Regions from separate parts of the Mus musculus genome. Here region 1 is linked to region 2. A link is a loop called in an ENCODE intact Hi-C map of the cell type or tissue named here. Cell type or tissue: gastrocnemius. All regions are shown on one strand.

Evidence for each region. Peaks named below come from ENCODE experiments on the same cell type or tissue, not always from the same donor. Only the 100,000 strongest peaks of a DNase experiment are listed, where the experiment ranks them.
Region 1: it touches region 2 in a loop (7-fold over the local background); 19 of 42 quality-filtered maps call a loop at or near these places.

Annotation. Positions count from the first base shown.
Region 1 is chr2:158,200,321-158,208,320 of GRCm38, reverse strand. It overlaps D630003M21Rik (RIKEN cDNA D630003M21 gene), which reads left to right. Exons shown (of 14, transcript NM_177657.5): 9 at 2,522-2,620; 10 at 3,513-3,661; 11 at 5,110-5,248; 12 at 7,238-7,360; 13 at 7,955-8,000. Among named protein-coding and RNA genes, the nearest start is that of 1700060C20Rik, 12 kb to the right of the region's middle. In gastrocnemius, a CTCF peak has its summit at 330; DNase peaks (open chromatin) are centred at 349 and 4,005; H3K4me3 peaks cover 215 bases.
Region 2 is chr2:158,044,465-158,052,464 of GRCm38, reverse strand. It overlaps Rprd1b (regulation of nuclear pre-mRNA domain containing 1B), which reads right to left. Exons shown (of 7, transcript NM_001291134.1): 4 at 4,437-4,549; 5 at 2,252-2,378. Among named protein-coding and RNA genes, the nearest start is that of Rprd1b, 20 kb to the right of the region's middle. In gastrocnemius, a CTCF peak has its summit at 4,375 (motif pointing left); a DNase peak (open chromatin) is centred at 4,377; H3K27ac peaks cover 944 bases.

The DNA of each region.
Region 1 (8,000 bases), 160 kb before region 2:
TTCAAGGACAGATAGTCATTCAACAAACATTTACAATGAAGGTTCGGTGTAGCCCCAGTAAGGCATTAGGCTCTTGAGGCCAGCTTGCTAGGATCCAGTCCAGCTCTGCTCTGTGAGTTTCCCCACCTTCTCTGGGCCGTGCCTTCCTCGTTAGCAAAGTGAGGAATGGGGAGGGTAATGAGGTCGCCTTTCCATGGGATTTTTTTATGAGTGCTGAATTAATGTGAGTGACGAGCTTGGAAGGGTATCTGGCACACGTGGAAGGTTTCAGCTGTTGTCAGCTGAAAGCGGATTGATGAGCGCAGACGCTGTGGGTTAGTATGCACTGCCGCCTACAGGGCAGGGAAGGAAACTGCTCCTGGCTCCTTGCCCTGCACCCACAGGTTTGGTGCCCAGTTTAACTCCGGAGGCCACCAGAGCGAGGCAGCAGCCATGGAATACTCTATCTTGAAGGCCCACGCAGGGCCCCTCCACCCACTGGACCTCTCAGCCAGGGTCTGCGGTTCCCTTCTGCACTGTGGTATGGCCAACAGCCTCCTGCCTCTCCCAAGTTATAACTGCTTCCAGCCAGGGTTGGGGGCAAAGTCACCCGTCCTCGGAGAACCCCTGTCTCCTCAGGCAGTCTGACAGGTGGCTGATGATCTGTTCTTCTTGTAGGCGATCTTGTTTGAATTGTTTGGTTTGCTTTTTCTTGTCAGTGGCCCTGGGATGTGAACAAGAGGCCCCAAGTGAGCGGGGGGAGTGGTGTGCTCTGAGCTTCCAGGCCCAGCCCTGTTTGTCTGAGGCAGGGTCTAGATACATAACTCAGACCATGTGGCCATATATTCTTGACTTTGTGGTCCAATTTGCCTTAAACTCAAGAGCCTCCTCCCTCCTGAGTCCCAAGTATTGGGGTAACAGGCCTGTATCCTCATGTCCTGCTGAGTGCAGTGTAACTGTGGATAATCAGGATGAGAGTATTTAGCTGTCCATCCCTGCACCTGAGACAGAGTTTAATGTCATCCTTGGCTACATGAGACCCTGTTGCAAGAAACTAAACAAACTCAGAGAAAGCAACCAGTGAGCTGGCCCAGCGGGTAAAAGCCCTTGTCATGTAAGCCTGGTGACCCGAGTTCCATCCGTGGTACCCATGCAAAGGCGGAAGGAGAGAACCAGCTCCATGACACATCACCTGAATCACACACGCACACACACACACGCCCCACATACACCACATACACACACACCACATACACCACATACACACACACCACATACACACCACATACACCACATACACACACTACATACACCACATACACACACACCACAATCTCTCTCACACACACACACATACACACACATGCATGCACACACACACACACATATACCACACACACCATACTCTCTCTCACACACACACATACGCACACACATGCATGCACACACACACACACCACACTCTCTCTCACACACACACATACGCACACACATGCATGCAAACACACACACACCACACATACACACACACACACACACACACACGAGAGAGAGAGAGAAAGACAGAGACAGAGAGAGGAAGAATGGTGTGCATACCCCTCTCCCAATAAAAACTAAAGAAAGAAAGAAACAAAATATGGAGGTAGGGGAGGGAGGCATTGATGCCTGGGACCCTCTGCAGGCTTCTACTGGCATCAGGTACCTGAGTCATTGCCAGCCAATTTGTAGTCCCCAGGAAATGTGCAAGGTTCTACAGGACACTTAGCACAGGGTTTTGGGCATCCTGGCCTCGGTGTCCTGGAATCACCCGCCTGAACAGGGAGAGGGGAGCAGCGTCTACTCGTTTTTTCAGTGGCATGTCCTGCTCCCGGGCTCCAGGTTCCCTCTCCAGAGGCCTCCCATTAACCCCATGACCTTTGAACTTCAACTTTCAGGCTGTCCCTTTAAGGGGAATCTCACTGGGTGATCCAGAGTGTAAAACTGATGGTGATCATGATTCTGGCAAGCTCTGGGCTCTGTACTCAATTCTGTCACAAATTAGTCCATCAACCCTTCATCCTGCTGTAAAATATGTACTGTATTTCTCACCTCCCAGAAGTACAGGGAAGCCCAGAGAGGTTGCATGCGATCTCACAGCTAGCCAATGGCTCAACTGGGCCAAGGTGTTTCTCTAGCCCACCCTCACACCTCCATCCTACCCCTTCTGCAAGGACCCCCAGGGTCTGTGAACAGCTCAGGCCTTCCCTCTTTCTCCTCTGGCTCCTGTTCCCCCACTGCAGACCACAGTGACTTGCAGTAGTGGCACTGTGGCTTGGAGACTTGGTAGATGTTCTCAGACTGCCCCAGAGCATTGGCACATCTATGGGGCGAGGGGTAGGGTAGAGGTGAGAGGAAGACTGGGGCATGGTGGAGAGGCACTTTCACCAGCTCTCCTGATGGTTCTGATGTAGTGTAAGCCTGGTCCCTTCCGGAGTCCCCTAGGGAAAGGCCTCTCCTCTCGGTTCCCTCAGGCTGAGCTCCGCTCTGGTTCCTGTCCCTGCAGAAACTGGACCCATTCCTCACTGACCTTCGCCAGGCCTCCTCCCTGCTGCAGGCTTCCATCCAAGAGTTTGAGAAGGGTGAACCCCCTGGTGGGGTGCAGGTAAACCTGGAATGCAGGGTGAGGAAGCTACCAGCATACCTCAGGCTTTTAAGTACCAAGAGCGCATGAGGGGAAAGGGACACTTGGCGAGGGGCACTCTGCTTTTCACTCATTAGTTTTTAGCCAATAGTTCTTGGGCATCCACCATGCACCCTGCTCTGGGGACCCAGCCTGAGGAACTGGCTTGCCTGTCTGTGCCCTGGTGAGGGTCAGGGTGCAGTGGCAGAGTGGCCGTTTAAAACGTAGTTATGAGGGATTGGGGATATAGATCAGTGGTGAGAATAATTGCCTAGTATACATGAGACCCTATGCTGAAAAAGGAAAGAATGGGGTGGGGGAGGGAAGGAAGACAGTACCAGCTGTGCCAGATGCTGTAAACGTAAGATTGAGTGAGAAGAGCGAGGCGGGTGAGTGGCCTCCAGGCAGAGAGCAAGCATGTGCAACAACCCTGAGGCAGAGTAGCTGCATGTCTGTGGAGCAGAGTTAGGGGGAGGCTAAGAACCACATCTCTGAGAGATGGGCCCAGGAGCTGGGCTGCGGAGCCCAGGGGAGTTTGAAGAAGGGGATCATGGGGTATACCCTTTGTTTTTTTGTTTGTTTTGTTTGTTTGTTTGTTTGTTTGTTTAAAACAAACGTTTTGGCTACAGGGAAAACCAGAGAGCATCAGAGAGCTCAACCAAGAGTCTGGGATGGGTGTTCCAGAGAGAAGAGGGAGCTAGGACCAGTGAGGTTACCATGGTGATAGGAGGGCCGTAGCTTCAGATGTGTTAGAGATTGAAGGACAGATGGAGATGCTTGGACTCAGCTGGGAAAGTCAGGCTCTCTCCCTGTGGGGATCCCTGGAAGGTGGTGAGAGGAGATTGCGCCTCAGGACACCTCCCTCTGTTGGCAGGAGGCTACCAGGTGCCTGAGCAAGTCCAAGGAGCTGATGGAGACGGTGCTGAGGGACCCGGGCCTGCTGGCTCTCCAGAGGGAAGGTGGAACTACTCTGGCCAGCTTGCAGCAAGAGGCCAGCGGGCTAAATGCTAACCCCGATGTCAGGTATAGACACCCGGTCTCCCCTCCTTCATTCCCAGTTACAGTTCAGGAGTGGGGCCGCCCTGTGAAGAGAATGCGTAGGGTGAGGCTAGGGAAGCCACCTTCTTACCCTCTGAACCTTGGGGATAACCTCACCAGCCCCTCCTTCATCTTTAGCCAGAGACAGGCATTGAAGGACTTCCGCTCTTGTCTCCCCCCTCCACACACGGATCTCTCCCTTTTCCATCTCCTGCCCCTCACAATGCCTTGTTGTTATCCACCATGTCACTGCCTCACCTGCTTCACCCAGCCCATCTTGACTACCTGAGGTCCCTCCAGACCTTTGACCTGGAGTTCCACCAGGGGGCGCTGTGGGCCCATGCTCACCGCAGCACTTTGCTGTTCTGTGCTCATCCCTGCAGCCCTTGTGGCTCCCCATTCCTTCAGGAGTTTTGGACTTTTTTTCTGATGAATGTCGGATCCGTGACTGGGGTCCCTTGAAAAGGCACCTTTCCTTCCATCATCTTTGTTTGAAAACCGGCTCCCAGGAAGGGATGGGAGACTCCAGGTTTCTCCCTTCACCAAGCACCTCCATGGGAGAAGTCCCCTGGCTTTAGATCCTCTGGCTTTGGCCAATTTAAAAATGCCTAGCAGGGCAGGTGGACCCCAGGTTCAATGCCATTCTTGGCTACATAGGAATTTGAAACCAGCCTTTGACCCTGAGTCTCTATCCGAGACAAAAGACCATCACTGGTTACAGTTGCTACCCTCTCTGCACCTGTTCCCTGCAGAATGGAGGTCAGGAAGATAGCATGTTGCAAATGGGTGAATGCCACCCAGCCTCCTGGGCCTGACACTCCACTGAATGTTTCTCATGACATAGGGAAGGTCCAAGGTCCCCTGGCTGGCCAGAACCCCGGAAGCAGTACTAGAAAGTTTCACGGTCAGGGCCTGATGCCGGCCTGGAGTGGAATGTGAGCTCTGAGCTTCTGGAAGCCCCTGCTCAGATCACTCGCTGCTCACAGCCACTCCAGGAAGTGAGTTCTGTTACTATCCCCACTTTTTTTTGGGGGGGGGGTTCGAGACAGGGTTTCTCTGTATAGCTCTGACTGTCCTGGAACTCACTCTGTAGACCAGGCTGGCCTCGAACTCAGAAATCCACCTGTGGAGCCAGAGACCCCCGAAGTGGTGATGTTGCACAAGGACCCACGCTAGCAGTTAGCAGAGTTGGGGTTCAGACTCGGATCTACCCAGCTGGCTTAATACTCCACCAAAAAGGAGAAGAATCATTTCAGTTCCTGTGGCACCCTCAGGTTTGCCACTGAGGCCCAGAGAAGGCTAGGGACCTGCTCTAGGTCACACAGTAAGTCAGTGGCTGGCAGCCCAGCTGTGGCCACAGATTAGGAGGGCAGGCACTTGCCTGATGAGAGCACAGAGAAGAACATCTTTTTCACCCTCTTGCCCCGTCCCAGGAGCCATCTGACCGAGGCTGCTGCCCTGTACAACCTTGTGGATGGTCAGCTTCATGACTTGGTCACTGCGTCCAATCAACTCCTCCGAAGGCTGGAGCTCCGCGTCCGCCTGGGCCACCTGGAGACTGCCATCCACCAGGTGAAGGGGAGGCTACAGGGGACATGGCATTTTTACAGGGCTCACTATGTTCTGCAGTTAACATATCAAGCTGGCAGGCCTTGGTGTTTGGGGCAAGGCAGAAAACATGCATTCAAACAGTGATTAAGATACAGTCACAGGGGCTGCATTTATTGAGCACTGGCTGTGTGTGTGCCCCAGACTAGTGTACTTGTGAATATCCTTGTCTTCCAGCATGGTCTCTTATCAGTGACAAAGGAGCTTTGGGGATTCCCCACCACACATGGGGAATCCAGGGCTGGCATATGCTGCCCACTGTGGTTGCACATCTGAAGTCTGAGCCTGGAGCTGTTGGTAACCCTTCACTTGGGGGTTACCTAAAATCCACACAGCTCTCTCTGCCTTGGGCCAGGTCCTCCTGGCTGGGCAGCCCCAGGTCACCTGACTGCTCAAGCCTCTGCACTCTCATTTCTAGCCTTGAATTTTGTAAGTTTGTAGGAGCTTGTCAGTGCCCCCAGAGCAAGAATACCTCATTTTCTTTTCCTGTCACTATGAGGAAATACTCTGGCAAAAGCAACCAGGGGGAGTTTATTCTGGCTCACAGTTCAAGGGTGCTTCATGGTGGGGAAGACAAGGACCTTGAAACGGCTGGTCATATCACATCCATAATTGGGAATATACACCCAGGAGCCCAGCCAGGAATGGCGCCACCCACAGTGGGCGTGTCTCCCATTGCAATCACCAAAATCAAGATAAGCGCGAGGGGCTAGTCTCCTAGCTGATTCTATACTCTGTCATGTTCACACACACATCATAACCATCACAGGGTCAGAGGACCTTTTTATCATCTGTCCCTCAGTGACTGTTCATGCCTATCCATTACCACCCATAAACTGAAGCCAGGGGCGTCAGTGAGTTCTTGGGAGACTCTCTGCCACTGGCAGGGGTTTCTCCAGACCCAGTTACATACCCCTAAGACAGAGAACTCATCCCCAGAGACCAACCTTTTATGATCAGGTGACTGTAAGTGGTCAGACTGACTCAAGTTTTACCTTCTTATTGACCTCACACCATCTTGGCTTCCTTCCACAACCATACAGACAGAGGGTCTCCCAGGGACAGGGCACTCAGAACCATAGCCCCTCTGCGTTGAGCTGAGCCAGGTCATTACTGGGATTTCCATCCGGGCCCATGACTGGCTGAGGACAAGAAGACTATGGCCCCTCAAGAGGTCAAGGGTCAGGGAGAAGGCTCAGTCAGTGAAGTGCTTTACCACAGGTACATGGACCTGAGTTTGATCCACAGAAGCTACATAAAACACTGGGTGTACGGCTGTGTGTTCGTAACCTCAGTACCGAGGCAGCAGAGGCCGAGACCCTCGGGGTTCACCGGCCAGCCAGGCCTAGCCTAATTGGTGAACCCCAGAGCCCAGTGAGGGACCCTGTATCAGAAATAAATAAATGAATGCATGAATGAATGAATGAATGAATGAATGAATGAATAAATAAATAAATAAATAAATAAATGGTGGGCAGCTCCTAAGGGAGCAACCTAGGTTGACATCTAACCTCCATATACAAGTGTACCCACATATGCATACCCACACACGCACACATACACACATACACATCCACACACACATCCACACATATACACACATATGACACACACACATATACACATACATACACACATACATACACATACATATATATACACACACATACACATATACATATGCACACATACACACACATGCACACACATATACACACATACACACATACATAAACACACACACACATGCACACACATATACACACATACATAAACATACACACATATATACACACATATACACATACACATATACACATACACACACATACACACACACACACACATACATACACACACACACATACATGTATCTACACACAATAAAGTAAGCAGGTAGCCTGATGCAGCTCCTTACCCCACATCACACTTTAACCATTGTCTTCTGCCCAGGTCAGTGACTGGATGGCGGGAGAAGGCAGCCAGAGTCTGCAGGCTCTCGCTCCTGTGCATGTATGTGCAGAGACAGTAGAGAAAGTCCACGCAGAGTTTGAGGATTTCTTCCTGCAGGTTGCGGTATGTTCTAAGACCCAAGTTGCCGAGAGGGCATTGGGGTGGGGTCAGCTAGGTCCTGGATGCAGGGATGGGAAAATGCAAGGGAGCTTCCAGGCACAGCAGGAAGCAGCCTGGACCACAGAGCCATCATCTTAGGTTCTGCCTCCTCCAGGAAGTCCTCCAAGACCTAGTACCAAGAAGTCAGAATCCCTGGTGGTTTCTCAAAATGCAGGTTCCGAGGCCCAAACCTAAACCTGCTGGGTCAGCATAGAAAGACGGGATGTCACATTTGTGATGACATAGGAGGCCTTGGGCTGTCACAGCTCTCAGAGAACTCCGGACACTGGAGGATGGAGCTAGCCTGGACACAGCAGAGAGGGCTGTTGGGGATCGAAGCCTCTGACCCAGGCATGAACGTCACAGAAACTTCCCAAAGACTGTGAAATTCCAGGGCAAAGGCTGGGATGTGTGTGTTGGGTGTGTGACAACTCCTGTGTTAACCTTTGGCTGTGGGCTCAGCTTTGTAGATAGGGAAACTGAGGCTCGTGGTCCATGGAGACTCCTGACTGCTGGGTGGATCCTCAGGTAGGAGTTGAACGTTCTTTTCCTTCTCAGGCCCAGTACCGCCAGGGCCTTGACCTGTCCAAGCAGGCGGCCCAGC
Region 2 (8,000 bases):
CTAAAGGAAATACAGGGACAATGAGTGGAGCAGAGACTGAAAGAAAGGCCATCCAAAGACTGCCCCAGCTGGGAATCCATCCCACATGCAGACACCAATTCCACACACTATTGCTGATGCTAAGAAGTGCTTGCTGACAGGAGTCTGATAAAGCTGTCTCCTGAGAGGCTCTGCCAGAGCCTGACCAATACAGATGCGGATGCTCGCAGACAACCATCGGACTGAGCACATGGACCCCAATGGAGGAGTTAAGGGAAGGACTGAAGGAGCTAAAGGGGCCTTATATGGCATCAATGGGAGGAGAGGCCCTTGGTCCTGTGAAGGCTTGATGCCCCAGTATAGAGGAATGCTAGGGTGGTGAGGCAGGAGTGGGTAAGTGGGAGAGCACCCTCATAGAAGCAGAGTAAGAGGGAATGGGATGGGGTGGGGGTGGGGAAGTTACAGAGGAGAAACTGAGAAAGGGGATAATATTTGAAATGTAAATAAATAAGATATCCAATTTAAAAAGAAGAGAGATGGAGGGGGAAATGACCTTTGGAGAGAATGGGATGAAAGGATTGGGCTTTTGCAGTGAGAAGACCGTGTGATCTTGGCCAAGATAGCTAACTTTACAGAGTCTCAATCCCTTCCTACACATGAGAACACAATTCTCAGAGACTCACGAGGCGTATGTAGAGTTCAGAGCACGCTCTCTAAAAGATTAGTTCATACTTCACTCTCTCCTCCAACTCCTGTTTAACTGGGAGTGACTGTGATGAACTCAATAACAACTCTCGACACCGAATCACCTTGTCAGTGTGCAATACATTAAACAACACAGCCGTGTACCAAATATTTCTGTTAGCAGCTCACAGTCTAGCCCTTCCTGGCCTCCACTGCTCCACATATACACAATTTGCACTGAGTGCCAAATGATCTTATTCAGAGAGTGATGGCAGCCCAGCATTTCTGCCCTAACTAGTCAAATCACTACTCAGTGTGTTTCAAAAGTTTCTTTTTGTTGTGGTTTATTTTTATCTATTTAGTTAAAATTTTTGTTTGTTATTTGTATGAGTGTCTGTCTGGATATATGTAAGTACATCAACTGTGTCTGGTGCTGGGAACCAGGTCCTCTGAAAGGGCAGCAAGGGTTCTTAACCACTTAGCCGTCTCTCTGGCCTCAAGATCCAGATTTATTTGTATTATTTTATTTACATGTATGAGTATGTATATAAATATGCCGTATATGTGTGAGTGTATATATAATGTATGAGTATGTATATAAATATGCCGTATATGTGTGAGTATATATATAATGTATGAGTATGTATATAAATATGCCGTATATGTGTGAGTATATATATAATGTATGAGTATGTATATAAATATGCCGTATATGTGTGAGTATATATGTATAATGTATGAGTATGTATATAAATATGCCGTATATGTGTGAGTATATATATAATGTATGAGTATGCATATAAATATGCCGTATATGTGTGAGTATATATATAATGTATGAGTATGTATATAAATATGCCGTATATGTGTGAGTATATATATAATGTATGAGTATGTATATAAATATGCCGTATATGTGTGAGTATATATATAATGTATGAGTATGTATATAAATATGCCGTATATGTGTGAGTATATGTATAATGTATGAGTATGTATATAAATATGCCGTATATGTGTGAGTATATATATAATGTATGAGTATGCATATAAATATGCCGTATATGTGTGAGTGTATATATAATGTATGAGTATGTATATAAATATGCCATATATGTGTGAGTGTATATATAATGTACGAGTATGTATATAAATATGCCGTATATGTGTGAGTATATGTATAATGTATGAGTATGTATATAAATATGCCGTATATGTGTGAGTGTATATATAATGTATGAGTATGTATATAAATATGCCGTATATGTGTGAGTATATATATATAATGTATGAGTATGTATATAAATATGCCGTATGTGTGAGTGAGTGAGTGTCCATGGAGACCAAAAGAATACATCAGATGCCCTGTGTTAGCTGCCCGGTGCAGGTGTGGAAATGGAGCAGGAACTACTCAATGTGGAGCTACCTGCCCAGCCCCTCTGAGAGCTTTCTTGTTTAGCCTATAAATGGCTTCACACACCAAGGCAGCAGAGTACCCAACATCACACAGAAATTTTCTACCTACAGACATAAGCATGACTCTAGATAGCGCCTTCTTTCTTATCTTTCAGCTAAGCTACCTTCTCACCTGTAATTTTCTCTAGCAGCGACACGTCTTGCACTTCCTGAGGCAGGGAAGCGATCTTCTGTCGGACAGTAGCATCCCCTGACGCAGCATTTTCCAGATCCTGCAAAGCTTTGATTAACTCCTCAGTCTACAAAAGGCAAAGGCAAATACTATTATCCACTAAGACATAAAGGGGTTAAAGAAAGACAGCTAGAGGCAAATGACAAAAATCACCATTCTGAGCATTAGAAACAAGCCAAAAGCTACATAAGCAACTGTGTTAGCTCCAGAACTTTGTGAATGGAAATGATATGGATTCTAAATGACATAAAATTATTTTAAGTCTACAAACACATAAATAAACCTCTACAGAATTCTGTTTAAAAAAAAAAATTAAAGAGCACATTTTTGGCAACTTAAGAATACAGATTCTAGTCCATACTGCTTAATTTCAAATGAAACACTATTTACAGTATAAAAGTCTATAATATAGAAAAAAAGGCACAAATGCCAGATGCTGAACAGCTGTGCTGGCTGATTAAATTCTTTCTAGAGTTTGTTTTACAAAATAAAAATCCCTGCCAATATTAAAATGTCAAATAAATTAACTCATTAAGAGTTAAAGACAAGAAAAGCATATCCTGTGTCTATCAAAAGGGTTTTACAAACCAGCACTTGGGAGGCAGAGGCAGGCGGATTTCTGAGTTTGAGGCCAGCCTGTTCTACAGAGTGAGTTCCAGGACAGCCAGGGCTACAAAGAGAAACCCTGTCTCAAAAAAAAAAAAAAACAAAAAACCAAAACAAACAAACAAAAAAAACCACGAGAAAGCATAGGGTGCTGACAGGTGGCAGAGCACAATGACCTAAGGACAGCTGGCTCTGTCGGCAATAGTCAGATTGCCCTGAAAGTTGATCGGCCACGGTCTTCCTCTTTAAAGGTTTTAGATGCAAAGATCTGACCTAACATTTCTATTACTTAATCCTGTCTCATCCATCGTTGAGTGTACAGTGCACACGCATATACTCATATGACCTATTTACCTATCCTATGTCCTGACCACAAATGACCACTCATATGACCACATATGACCACTCATATGACCTATTTACCTATCCTATGTCCTGACCACAAATGACCATGTAGAATACAGTTAAGATTAACACAAGGCAGTCTCAGACAGACAAGTGTGACGGCATACACCTGTCATCCCAGCTATGGGAAGCTGAGGCAGGAAGTCTCACTGTATAGCCAGGCTGATCTTAAACTCATAATCCTCCAGCCTCAGACTCCCCAGTACAAGTGTACAGCTGTAATCTGGCCACAGCAGGAAAATCTCAAGTTTAAAGTCAGCTGGCATTACACAGTGAGACTCTATCTCAAAACATTACAAATAAAACAAATAAAAAAAAGCACAATGACTCTGAATTATGACAGATCTTAATTCAAATTAAGATACTTGGCAAGTTACATAAATGCTACTTAATCTGTTTGTTTGTTTTGTGGCTCTTTTTTTTTTTTTTTTTACAATAAACAGATGAACCAAATCAAGCTTGTCTCATAAGGGACTATATGAGGCAACTGTATCCTTAAAGGCAAACTCCCTATTGCAATAAAGTAATAATAAAGAGAGTGCAGTAAATTTACTATCAGTGGCTACAAGACTGTCCTCAGATAATAGTAAGTTATCTGCTTATAAACAAGAATGCTATTAGTGGGCTGGAGAGATGGCTCAGCGGTTAACTGCATAGACTGCTCTTCCAGAGGTCCTGAGTTCAATTCCCAGCAACCACATGGTGGCTCATGGCCATCTGTAGTGGGAAATAATGCCCTCTTCTGGTGTGTCTAAAGAAAGCAATGGTATACTCATATACATAAAATAAGTAAATAAATCTTTAAAAAAAAGACTGTTCTTAGCAACATGCATAGCAAAATGCCTCAGAACATCTTTATTATATCCTTAAATCTACTTTTAGAGTATTTTTAACTTTTAAAAGACAAAGTCAAGTCCGAACATTTTATAAACATTAACCCATTGTAAAGTGGAGGTGTAAAAGGCAGGGTGAAGTCAGGTGTCTGGGAATCTCTGAGTGCGCTACTGCATCTGCTGCCCTTTGATAAGCCACACCACTGGTAACAGCACCACCTTGTGGTCATGATCTTCAGCTAAAGGCCACCTGGAGTCACTTTGTGCCTGGCATCACATACCAAGAGAGGGCCTGCAGAAGGGTCTTGGGGAGAGTAGCTTCCAGGGTAGTCATCATCTTCCTCCTCTTGTATCTGCTGAAAAGTTCGTTTTAGAGACTTCTTCTCTTCTGCTGCTAGGGAAAATAAAGAGACAAGTGTGAGCTGCATGTCCTACTTACATAAGCATCCAGTGCTCTGCACAATGACCACAGGCAAACACCGAGGGGAAAGGGAGTGTTCATTTTCAGAAATGGCTTCATGCTAACTGTCTTGCCAGTTATTTTAAATTGGTATAGCTCCTTATGTTACTGAAGAGACAAAAAGTTCCCAAACTTTGAGTCCAAGGAAATGCTACTGGAAGTGGTATGCCCCAATTATCATAATTAGAACCTTCTTCCCTTCAAAAGAAGTAAACATTAGGATGGTAAGACGCATGAGGCAATACAATGAAGTAAAGCAACATGTACGAGGCGACAGAGAATACACTGCACAGGAAACAGTTTTATGGTTTCCAAGGATCATTATAGAAAATAAATAGAAGGGAGAGATTCATCAACTATACTGTCAAAGACTTCAAGTACAAGTAACCTTTAAACTCTTTCTTTAAAACCAGAATAAACTAAATTTTACTATAAAATTTAAAACTATTACTGAGAAATGTGATTGTACCACTGGAAGAAATTATTTACAATTCCATTCTAGAATTAACTACTTTTGAGCCTGGCAAGTTGCATTCTTTATTATCTGTCCCCTGTGCTTTTATATGATTATGATAGATGTGTTAATTCTAAAATCATTTCTATTGCATCACATTGGGCAACACAAAACAAGAAAAACAATTGAGGGAAATAAATCTAAATGATAAATCTGCATTTAACAGAAATATTGGACACCAAGTATGTGCAGGGCATTGCAATGGTTTCTTTACCTTCATCTTTCCAACAATTTTGACAGAGCATTACATTACAAGAGGAAAAAGACCCAGGGAGGTTAAACAACTCTCTGGCATGACAGCCTCACCAGTACTTCTTCCACTGTATGCAAGTACAGTTATCTGTCAAAAAGGGGATACCAGGCACCTGCCTTGGAACTTGCTACACGTACAGAGTAACTCCCCAGGGAGGGTGTGCACATGTGCACTTAAGTCTCTTCTGGAACTAAGGATGCAGCTCCCACTTTCCATCTTACACATTAATTAGCTAAGTTGTGACAGGAAGGCCAGGCAATAGCATGAATTGCTTTTTTTTTCCTTATGGTTTTGCTTGTTGGAGAGAAGGAGAAAGTAGGCAGCCACATTTACAATGGAGGCTATCCTTGTTTCACACAATGCTAGTGCAGAGGACTCTCTCAGGTCAGTGAAGCCACAGTCCTCAGCAGCACACTGCAGCTCTCACCGCCTAGGCTATAACTCTGAGTCCTGGGATTACGTGAGTTTTCTAATATTTCAGTTCCCAAAACACAAATCAAGAACCAATCCCTACTTGTCTGCCATGTCTGTCAGTGACAGGCACATCAGTTCCTCAGCTGTGCCATCCCATTTCTCAGTGACAGAAACCATCTGACATTTCATAACAATAATAAGTAGAGAACTGGCCATAACGATAAAAGCACAACAAAGAAGCTGCGATGGAAGCCATGGAGGAACTGAATCTGAAGGTCACCACTGAGAGGAGCTGGGGAGCAAGTGCTTGAGAGGCAGAAGGAAGAGGGGCCTGGTGATGCCGACTCAGCAGCAAAAGGGAAGAGAGGATGATGGTGGAAGAAGTGACCCCACAAAAACACTTGACACCACAGCAACTTTCAGAGTATATCTAGTGACAAAAACTTGAAATCTTAGCTGGACAGAAGTTCGAGACAATTAAGTAAAAAGTAAATAGTCAAAAGGGGATGTTAGCTCACTGTGTTAGCTCACTGGCAGAACCCTTGGCTGACACATGTGGAGCCCTTTGTGAAAGCCCCAGCCTTCAAATTATTAAATATTAAAAATAAAAATTAACTCTTAGTATTTTAAAACACCGAAGGCAAGACAGTTCAAACTACTCTCCATATATTTTGTTACAGTGAAAGTTACTTTATTTCAATGTTTATTTTCGGTTTTTCTCTAGTGCTGACAATGGAATTTAGGGCCTTGCCCTTCCAGGCTGACCCTATTACTCAGCATCCTAGATACTGGTTTACTGAGAGAGAGCCTTTGCTCTGCAGCTCAAGCTGGCTCAGGCTGGTCTCAAACTAGCAATCCTCCTGCCTCTGTCTCCTGAGTCCTAGAACTTCAGGAATGTACCACTGTGCATAGCAAAGCAACTATTAGTTTTACTCTTTTTCTGTTCACTATACATTTGTAGGCAGCATCTTAGCTGACAAAACAAAAACGCACAGAAATGAAATTTTCTACTTGGATTAAGTTCTTTTTGCATAGTTTCCATTCACACAATAAATTTTTATAGTTTTGAAAAGCAAAGACTGGTATATAGTTAAGTGAAAAGCCCACTAGCATATGGCCTACATATGAACCTCACAGAACTGTGTGCGCAGTAGCTACTTAATGTGGCATGTGGTACAACCTGCACACACTTAGCCACGATAGCAGAGCAGTGCATGTGAAAGAGTTCACCAGAGTATGAACATAAGAGCAAAATAAAATTTTCAGTGTTGTGGAACTGAAGAGGGAGCTTAGTGGTTAAGAGAACTGGCTGTCCCACTGAGACCGGGAGGGCAGTGAGTGAGATGTCAAGTGGAAAAAGCACTGGCTGCCCTTGCAGAGGACCCAGACTCTGTTCCTATCAACTGAACTGCAGCTCACAACTGACTGTAACTCTAGTTCATGTATACATATCATTTATCAACATAAAAGAACGATTCAGATTTGAAAATGACTTCCTTTTGGAAAGTCATGGGTATTTGAAAGAATCGTATAAACGATCTTGATCACTCAGGTCCTGAGAAGACAAGAATGAGCTGCCAAGACCAGAATACCCAAGGAGTCTGTTGAGTATCTGACTTTAAAAGATGAAGGGAAAGAAAAACACTCTTTAGACAAATGACACCAGCACATGTCACCACTAGCCTGCAAACAAGATCCAAACCCCAAAGGAGCCACTTCCAACACTGCCATATCTGTGATGGCTCCCTGGGGAGCACAGGTGTTTTTTACTCCTCTGCGCTTTGCAAAGCAACTAGCACAGCACCACATATGTAGCAATGCCTGATCGGACATTCCAACATAAGTTTCAAGCTTCCTTTAAGGCAAGAGATTCCTTGCTTTCCCCAAGCACTACTGAATGCAGTATAGGGTATAGGCAAAAATGCTAGATATTTTTTCAAAACTGTAGAGTGAAATTCCCAAAGGCCACAATGCTGTCACTAGTAGAACCTAAAGCAGGAAAAAGCTTGCTTTTCAGGAGCATGTTTTAGCAGCTTTAGGTAAAACAACAGTGGCCAGAAGCCTCAAAAGCACTTTCTTAGAAAGCCTTCCAGTTTACTGTGAAGGATATGCAATTTTAGACCTGGGAAAGACTGTGAAGAGTACAAATAAAGGGTTGAGGCATAGGACTGCCACCTGTGCTAGTCCTGGGAGGTCGGACAGCA